2 separate regions of the Mus musculus genome follow, and region 2 is linked to region 1. A link is a loop called in an ENCODE intact Hi-C map of the cell type or tissue named here. Cell type or tissue: left cerebral cortex. All regions are shown on one strand.

The links. Peaks named below come from ENCODE experiments on the same cell type or tissue, not always from the same donor. Only the 100,000 strongest peaks of a DNase experiment are listed, where the experiment ranks them.
Region 2: a loop joins it to region 1, with 4 times the contacts of the local background. A loop is called at or near these places in 2 of 42 quality-filtered maps.

Annotation. Positions count from the first base shown.
Region 1 is chr10:90,492,887-90,497,886 of GRCm38, reverse strand. All of the region lies in intron 12 of Anks1b (ankyrin repeat and sterile alpha motif domain containing 1B), which reads right to left. Among named protein-coding and RNA genes, the nearest start is that of Apaf1, 590 kb to the left of the region's middle. In left cerebral cortex, a CTCF peak has its summit at 2,822; DNase peaks (open chromatin) are centred at 2,709, 3,465, 4,227 and 4,656; H3K27ac peaks cover 2,850 bases.
Region 2 is chr10:90,428,156-90,433,155 of GRCm38, reverse strand. All of the region lies in intron 12 of Anks1b (ankyrin repeat and sterile alpha motif domain containing 1B), which reads right to left. Among named protein-coding and RNA genes, the nearest start is that of Anks1b, 560 kb to the right of the region's middle. In left cerebral cortex, no CTCF peak of the experiment used is centred here; DNase peaks (open chromatin) are centred at 571, 935, 1,958 and 2,869; H3K4me3 peaks cover 462 bases; H3K27ac peaks cover 2,425 bases.

The DNA of each region.
Region 1 (5,000 bases):
ATTTGATATTTATCATCCCGACTCTTGATCAGTTTAAAATATAGTGTTTTATATACTTAAATCAAAAAATATTTGGAGCCGGGCGTGGTGGCGTATGCCTTTAATCCCAGCACTTGGGAGGCAGAGACGGGTGAATTTCTGAGTTCGAGGCCAGCCTGGTCTATAGAGTTCCAGGACAGCCAGGGGAACACAGAGAAACCCTGTCTTGAAAAAAATTAAAAAAAAAAAATTGGAGAATACTTAAGAATGATTTACTTAACTAATCGAATTGTTCTTAGAAGATATAGTGTCAGTCTCTCTGACATATCCTAAAATCTGCTTATAGCATAAATAAAATCAATGCTTGTGATTTTATGTTTCATGAGATAGGTTTCATTCTCAGGGCAAGCGAGGTGCAGCATGGCTCTAATTCCAGCAGGTAAGAGGTGGAGGCAAGAGAATCAGGAGTTCAGGGTTATCCTTGGCTACAAAGCAAGTCAACTTAGGCCAACCTAGGTTATGTAAGACATTCTCAGGCAAACCAAACCATACTATAAGTTCTCAGTTGTTAAATACAAAGCTATATGCATTGTATCAAATGGAGTTTCTTGGCCGACCTGTTAAAATCTTTTCGTGACTAAAGGATGTTGAAATCTCCTACTTATAGAACACTTAGGATATTTTTTTCCTGACAGTTCTACCAAATACATGTAAACACATATATACGATACGATTATACTGTATATTCTTATAATTTTAAATGCATACATGCTTAGAGTTTTCAAATTTTTCTGGTGAGACATACCTCATATAATTTTGTGACTCTGAAAAGAGAGCAAGCAATGTCTTAGTGTCCTGAGCAAATTGTATTTGCATGTGTGTACCGCAGAAAGACCCTTTGAGTTCCTAGGCTGAGCTAGTACTTTGAAACAAAATACGTGCATTATAAAATGAATAGCTATAAAAAATTTATTCAAAAGTATCTTCACTGGAACCCAGAAGTATTTACTATAACCCCGAATAACCTGTATTCTACTAAAATGTAGATTTATTAATAGATGGATTTGTTATGTACATTTGTACCTTGTAATATATGAGATATTTTATATTAACAAAGTATTCTAAGGATTTTACAAATGAAGAAGGGTACTACTTCAACTACAGATGTAAATCAAGTAAATTCTTTGAAAATATGATTCTCCTGAGCTGGGTATGTTGCCTTTAATCCTAGTACTCCTGAAGTAGCACCAGGCAGAGCTCCATGAGTTCGAGGCCAACCTAATCTAGGTAGGACAGCCAGGGATGTTACACGAAAACAACCCTGTCTTGGAAAAAAAACAAAAACAAAAACAAAAAAACTAAACCAAACAAAAAACAATATAACAAAAAAACCCCAAAACAAAATAATAACAAATAACTACTACATGATATTTAGTTAAAAAATTATCATGCAAAATGGTCATATGAGTATCCTTTTAACATAAATCTAACATGAACTTGTTTTTATTGAAAAAAATTAACCTCCATCATAATAACACATCTGGTCTATACCTTCCAACAAGCTTTTAAAAACATATTGGGTTTTATCACAAATATTAGGAAAAGTGTCACCTATGGTTTTCAATTATCACATCATTCATTGTATGAACCCTACTGTAGCTTATCCTTCTGTTCCCCCTAGTCACAGAGCTCACTTGTTCAAGCTAGTTGTATCCAGATGTGACGAGTACCTTTACATCTCAGGACAGAGTGGCATTAGGTGAACCTTTGCGGCAACTACTTAGGATTTACATTCTCTTCCTTCCTCTCCCTCATAACTGAACTAACATTTCCAGAAGCAAGTGACAATATTTAAATAAACTCCAACTCCATGCAAAGGAATTTATGGCAAAGGTCACAGAGGGTAAGATTCCGTAGGTGGTAAGGTAAGGGGACACAGAAGGAGTAACATCCATCATGTGCCTTTTATGTTCAAGGTCATCCCATCTCTTTGAAGCCCTCTACTAAGCTTCTGAAGTAGGAGATATGGGCACTGACAGGGAATCACATAGCTCATCAACAGAGGGCCAGCTGTGGGATGTAAGTCTGATTTCCCACTACATTTACAAGACTTTGTGTCTCTAGCTTACTCAAAACTTCCTGTGGCCTCACTATCACATGCTGTCTATGAGCTCCTGAGTATCACTGGAGTTTGAAAAACATCCCAGGACCTTCCAGGTGTCAGCAATGACCTTGGGGGTATTTGGTCGGACTGAATAATCATCCCAAGATAGGTAGCAGATCATACTAAGGGCATCAGGTAGGTTGGTGATAACATTCTCCCCTGTAAACAATTTAAGGTCAATACCCGCTTTTCTGAAATCACATGCCAGCCAGCTCTATTGTCTTTTGGTTCATCAGTCCTACACCCTGCCAAAAACCAGCATCTAATGCAGAAGCCAGAGGATGCTGGGTTCCTGGTAGCTCCTGGACCAGAGCAGACCATGTAGTTTGGCTCTGATTTCAAACATTTATAATCTTTTCTCTTGCTCCCTTCGCTCAATATAGGAGAGAGGCTATCAGCCAATTTCCCCACCGTTTATAGCAAATCCCAAAGCTCCTTCATTTCCAGCTGCTCAGCTGCCTGGGCAGACTGTATTACTAAATTATTGTATCTTCTTGGTACAGTGCCTGATCTATCTTGGCATGCATTTTGCATTGAAAGAAGCTCCTGTTGCAGCAGAGGAAGCTAGCTGCTCTTGCTCTCCCACGCGCCCTTCCTCTGGTACCCTCAACCACTAACCTCTTTGTTCCTCCTGTATAAGCCAAGCTCCTAGGGGCAGTTTCTCATCTAAGGCTGTCCCCCTAGGGGTTAGACATTTCAAAGGATGCTCTGTGCTAGGAGTGTTTCCCACAGCTAGAGAGAGCCAGATGGGTAAGTGGCCTACAGTGGAGAACTGCATTTGGAACGAAGAGATTTTGTTTCTCCCTCACCAAAATGTATTTCTTTGTAATGCTGCAGTCAGTCCAGCCTTGTATGGTCCTCAACAGAAGACACTGCACTGTGGGAAGACAGGAAAAGAGCCCTTTTACTTAAATCTGTTGTTTTCAAAAGTATTGGCTCTTTGGTTTAACATATTTTAAAAACTTTCTATTTTTATCCTATGCCAACTGGTTATGAATGCTGAGAGAGAGAGAGAGAGAGAGAGAGAGAGAGAGAGAGAGAGAGAGAGAGAGAAGCAGAAGCACTATTATTCTGGAAAAATGAAACAAACAAAGTTTTGTCTTTAAAATAAAAAGAAAGTAATTTCTCAACATCAAAGGATGAAAATTATTTTTAATTACTCTGAAATGAATAACCATTCTAATTCAGGTTTCAAAGGACATACCTTGGACTTGAATGCAAGTCACTTAAATATCCTCAATTGAAGCTCTGGGAATGTAATGCATGCAAATGTGTCCTGTGAGCTTGCTATTCCTGTAAGCAATGAGCAGCCTAGATTTTTCTCACATACATCCCGAGAGATGTCTCATCTCCAAAGAGCAGGAGAGTCATCTAAAGTCTAGTCCTATTAACAAGACACACCATGGAAAATACACAGAAATGTTAAAGATAAATTCTATCTAGCAAGTTACATTTTAAATCAACATTGCTGTTGCTATGGCAAGAAAACTGAATGTAAAATAAAAGTCTTCTATAAGGGTTTGGCCCTGTAGTCATGGCAACAATGAATGATACTTAACTCTGCTAATGTTTCCATTTGATCCGGAGAGAACTAGATGTGCTTTAAAGCTATGTAACATGGCTTAGAAAATTGATTTTTTTTATTGCTATCTTTCAAATGCCCCTCGACCAATTAAAGAAGGGATCACAAAAATAACAGCCAGGGTAAGAAAAATGCAGAATGTATGGGCTTGTTTAGGTTTTCCATGATGGTGGAAGCTATGAGTGTCATTTTCTCTGAGATGCTAGAAAATGGAATATTCATTTAGCAAAATACTGCACAGCAATTTTCAGGTTGGGGGGCATCATGTAATTTTCCATAGATAGAAAAAAAAACATATGAAAAGCAATCAAATGGCAATTTCCACCTCTTTCATCCAGAAAAGGAAATATTAACTTAAAGTAAGAAAATATGGAAATCAATGTTCCCGCTCTGCAAGCGAGCAGCTAATTCTGATTTCTCCCCTACTTCCCAAGCAGTCTTTTGATTCATGTCCCTCCACGGACACATCCCTCCTCCTCGCACTGGCAAAATGCCCATAGTGCCGAAATGGACCGTTCTAAATCTTCCTCCTACTCAACCTACCAGCTGTGCATCTAATACAGCCTCTCGTGCTCCTGGATGGGACACTCTCATTAAGCCCCTAACTCATCTGCTTTCTTCACACCCCATGGCTGTTCTTTCCCATGCTCTTTGGCTTAGTCCTCCTCCTATCTCCAAAAGTCTGTCTCAAAGAGTCCTTGGGCTCAGCATGCTAAGCCTTGTTTCCTGTTTTGTTGATTGCTCCCTCTGCTAGCTAGTCATTTGCAGTCTTGGGCTTGCCTATTACCTAATTCATAACAATTGCAAAATTTCCATTTTTTTAGCCAGATTTCTACCCTGAACTCTAGATTTCTACCTCTGGGTTCCCTGTCATTTTTATGCTAATTTTTCTTTCTCACCCCACAACCAATTGTGTCCTAGTTCCCTGTGGTGGTTTTGCCTCTGAAATACACCTACATTCTGCCTAATTCTCGCACATTAGTTTCCCACTGGATGGTTGTGAAAGTCTCCTTACTGGTTTCTCAGTTTCTACTGTGTCTCTTCAGGCACTCCATGTCCCAGAGATCTGTTAAAGTAGACAGAGGGTAAGCAATAGTTGTTGCCTGTTGAGGTTTGGTCTTGATGTCTATTGCAATGCTAAGTGCTGGTCCCTAAGACCTGGAGTCCTCACACACGCTCAAGAGATGCTATGTGACCCTGCCCCCAAGTTATTTCTGATTGGTAAATAAAGATGTTACAGCCAATAACTGGACAGAAGAAACAGGTGGAATTTAG
Region 2 (5,000 bases), 65 kb after region 1:
ATACAATTAAATGAGTACTAACAATCTATATGCTTTATAGAATATATATCTGTATGTGTTCATAAATATGCGTTTTAGACATGATATGCTCTTATGACTTTCTTGATTGATTATGACACCTCTAGATTTACTCAACTTTTCCAGAAGAGAGACAGAACTGTAATACGGAGCTAGATATCACTGAAAAAGTAAACTAGTAGCAGTAAATGTCAAAATTCCCCCTTCATATGGCATCTCTAATTATAAACTGACACTAGCAAAGCATTGGCAGCATCATATTGCCAGCATCCGCAGGCTCTTACAGCTGCGGTCAAATCTCCAGCATCTCTCCTACATTTGCCTTTCGTTCATGACATTTGATCAGTCAACAGTACGGAGCCCTTGTGTTCTCCTGGGCCACCCTGCAGTTCAAAACTCCAGCCTGTTTCAGGTTGCTCTGAAAGCGGGTAGGGAGCACAGTGCAGCTTTCCGAATGAGAGCTGCACATATCAATCACAGCAGCGGCTGCTTGGGTACCAGCCTTGGCAGAGGTGAAGCTGGGGTGCTCGCCGGGAAGAGAAAAGCTGTCTGGGATGAAAATGGAGGCGAAACAATTTAGGCAGCTGGGGGAGGATTCTGAAGACGGGAAAGATTGGATTTCCAGGGCTTCGATAATGAAGACAGAGATGGTTTAAATTTATGGGAAGCAGACAGGAGAACTCAGCTTCAGGTCAGTTTAAAAAAAAAAAAAAAAAAAAACGGCATCTGGGGAGCTCTTCTACAGAGAAAATCACACAGGCTGAATCACGCTGGGGGAGTGAGCAGGGGAAAAGCTTGGCACTAGGGGCCTCATTTAAAGAGTAATAAAAAGCAGTAAAGACAACTCGCTCTAGCACAGCCTCAATTAAAGCCTGCATGGGTATGTGCCTGGCAACCTCAGCAGAAACCAGTAAGCAGCCCTACCCTTCCAGTGAGTTCTGTCCCCCGTGTCATCCATCTCTGAACCTCCCACATGAAATCCTCCTCCACAGTGGCCTCTGCCAAATGAATACCGTGACATCTCTGAGGAGCTTGTCAGAGATGCAGAATCACTGTTTCGACTCAGACGTACTGAAGTGGCACTGGTTTCCCAAGACACGTGTACGACTCTAGGGCACATTAAAGTTTGAGAAGTATCGCTTTACAATATACACAGTGCTCCTTTTGAGAGAGAGAGACAGAGACAGACAGACAGACAGAGAGAGAGGAAGAGAGAGAGACAGAGAGAGAGGAATTACCTTAGCATTTCACAGCAATGGCATATAGATTAGGAGTACCTGTCATGTTTTATCCTCTCTGCAAATATCCATTTAGCATAGTAAGCAATTAATTCACAGGCCTTGGGACCGAAGGAGGTTTTGGACTGTACTCTGTACTGTGTGAACTGCTAACCTCATAGAGTTATATAAACATTGTCCCAGTCCCGAAGGACATCACGGGCATCTTAGGAAATGGTTAATTTTTAAAAAGATAGCTTCGATGTCAAAAACATGTACTTGGCACTGAGGTAGCATGAGGAATGAGTGGTGGATGTATGTAAGAAGGTTGAGCAGGGTTTCCTGAGCTGGGGAGGTTTCTGTGCAGCCGATTTCCTTGCACTTAAAAAGGAAACTTTTTCTATTGTGTTGAACATGGGGCCTTGTGAGTAGACTAAAATATAACATAGCAGGAAAGCTTTAACTAAACCCCAAGGGCAAGAAATGGGTTGACCTGTCCAGATAATTTAAAGTAGATCCAGATGGCTGGGTTTAGGTTTTGAGGGCAGTGGACTGGGGTCTGGTGGTCGGAGATAAGGAGGAAGAACTTTGCAGGAGCGAGGCGCAGAGGGTTTGTAGACCAAGGACTTCAGGATGATTCCTATGGAGCAATAAAAGGAAGTTGGGACGAGTTTTAAGTAGGGCAATAACCAGATCCTGTCTGCATTTTAGAAACACCACACTGGAGGATGTTTGGGGAACGGTGATTAGCCAATTTGGCTGAAGTCTCAAGCACATGGAAGGAAGCAATGGTGTCTAGAAATGCAGCTTTGGATACAGATCACAGAGGATGCTGGCTGTCATGTTGCATGCTTAGTAGGCAGTGGGGAGCAAGAGGAAGCGTTTGACTGAGAAGAGACCGAAGGCAGGTGGCCAGTTAGAAGGTTACTGCAATCATTTAGGCAAGGGGGTAATAGAACCTGATGACTCCAAGAATAGAAATTAAGGGCTATATTCGAGGAGCAGGTGCATAATTATAAGCACAGTTTCATTACTCATTTCAGGGTGGCGCAATTTTATACACAAATCAGATCTTTATAAATGCTTCTATTTTCACATCCTAATATAGCCCCACTTTGGCACAAATCACACCGGGGAAGACACTCCTAAGGTCCGTGGGTCACCAAGGAAAAAAATCTTCCTGCTGCCCTAACTGTAGGTCCCTCTCTCAATGGTAGATGGACACTCAAAACTCAAATAGGAACCTCATGATAGAGCTGGCCTTTAGTCCCCTCTTTTGGTTGCTTTCCCACCTTAATTATTTGTCTAGGGAAGCATGCTATCATTATTGTTTGTCTTCATTAACCTCCAAGATAGCAACCTCCCCTTTCTCACCCTTACCCACTTCTACCCTCATGCATTGCCTTTATTAGAAATACCGACTTCTTGGTGGCATAGGGACATTGAAGCCCTGCTTCTATTTCTCATTATGATGGGTATCACTACCACTGAGTCACACCTACCTCAACTGATGCCAGGCTAGCTGTTATGTGATTTGAAGCTATGAAACTCCATTTCAGGTGACATTTCCAGAATTTCTTTAGAAAGCTTTTCCAAGTGTTTCAGTTATACATTGCAGAATATTTATAATTCTGGGTCAAGCATCATGCTTGGCTTGACTTCCAAAATACAGAACTCAAAAAAAGGTGGTTATTTTCTCCTCTAAAGGAAAAAAAATGTATCTTGATAAAATAGGAAGTAGCTCTGTATTATGTGTTTCCTGTACATCAATTTGCACCATGTGATCATTTGCCTTCTGGTATTGTCTGACTGTATTCTTTCTAATTCAAGATTCAAAAGGCCTAGGGAGTAAAGGGAAGCAACCATGCTGCAATCTTCACATTTAGGGAAACCTATTGTTATCCAAGCTTTTTATTTTTGTTAAGGTACTCACTCATAATAGAAGCTGCCCACACAATACCTACATGGAAGTCATATCTGATCAATAGTGTTTATCTCTCCAGCACTTTTGAATGGAACAGAACAAGGACTGAGGAATGTATGTGTACATCTATGTAAAATACATAAGAAACAAATTCAGATTTTCATATCCAGAAAATATGTACTACCAAAATATTATACCTTAGGAAAAAAAGCATGAACTCTCAATATCCATATATTTGCCTCAGATGGACTTTACTGTTGGAATAAAGATAATAGTATTGTTGATTTATGAAATAACTACCTATTTTTTACCTCTATAAGAAATTGAAGTCGGCTTATTTTTTTTTAACTTTTTATTGGTTCTTTGTGAATTTCACATTATGTACCCCAATCCCACTCATCACCCCCTGCCCTCATACCTGCCCTCTACCCTTGCCCCCACACAGAGGAAAAAAAAATCTCATTGTAGAAACTTTAGTGTGTCACAGTGTATCCTACAGTATACCCCTTTTATTCACACTTTGCTTACAAATAATTATTGCAATGACTCATCAGTCTGGTACAAGGCCTCTAGCTTCTGCTACACTATCAATACTGGATCCTCATTGGGGCTCCTCTCAGCTATCCTGTTGCTGCCCTGTGTCTTGGAGATCCTTCAGCTTTGGTTGTGTAGGACCATGCCCTTTATGTACTCCAGCAGTCCATCCAAGGGTTAGATGTTGGGATGGGCCAATTCAAAGCCCTGGATCTGGGCCTAAGAGGTATCTGAACTGGTCAGCCTGACAGCTCTCCTGCTCTCATGCCCTTGAGGTCAGCTCACCAGCACCTTCCACAATCAGGGCCAGCTTTACTCTGCTGCCCAGTGAGGCACAGGGCCCACAGTTCTGAGTGCTGCAGCCAATGAGACACAAGACCAGAACACTCTCTTGATATCCGGGCTAGCTCTCCTATCTGTCATAGGTGGCAAGGGACAAGAGAAGCAAAGAGAGCATCTCTCCCTTGTCCATACCACCACTCAGCAGACAAGGTCTATAAGGAAGGTCAGCTCTCTTGTGCTCATACCCTCAGGGCCAGCTCACCTACAACCTCAGTGTCCAGAGCCAGCTCTACTATACTGCTTGGGTGAGATATAGGACCTCCTCTACTGAGTGCTGCAGCAGGTGACAGGCAGTACAAGCTCTCCTGCCTGCTGTACATGGCAAGAGGTGAGGGTGGGAGAGCATTTCTCCCTTGCAAATGCTTCCACATGGCAGACAAGTCATGGGCTCAGCTCTTCCATGCTCATGCCCTTGGGGCAGGTTCACCTCCATCCCCTGCCATCAGGGTCAGCACTACTGTGCTGGCCAGGTGCGATGTAGGGCCTGCTCACCCAAGTGCTGCAGCAGGTGAGAGGCAGGGCCAGCTCTCCAGCTATCATGACCCTGTTGGGGCCAGCTCCCCTGCCTGCTGCAGGTGGTGAGGGCAAAAGAGAGGGGTGGAGATCTCTCCCTCCCTGATGCCATCACACAGAATGGCTGGCCACACCCTCAGGGCCAGCTTACCTGCAATGAGCATATTTTGTGGGCATCATAAGGTACAATCCTTTTTCACTTCATGTGTAGAATGATTATGAAATTATCCCATAAGGGTGGTTATTCTTGCAAATTTGGAGATGAAATGAAGTTTATCAATATACTATCTTTTTATGAGAGATCATCCTTTCCTTACTGTTAACTCCTTCATAGTCTCATAACCGAGAGAACACTACTATAAGAATATCTCAAAGACTCCTATTCTCCCACTTCATATTATGAGATGTTTCCATACAGTTTTATTGAGTCATCAAAATAGTTTTATAATTTT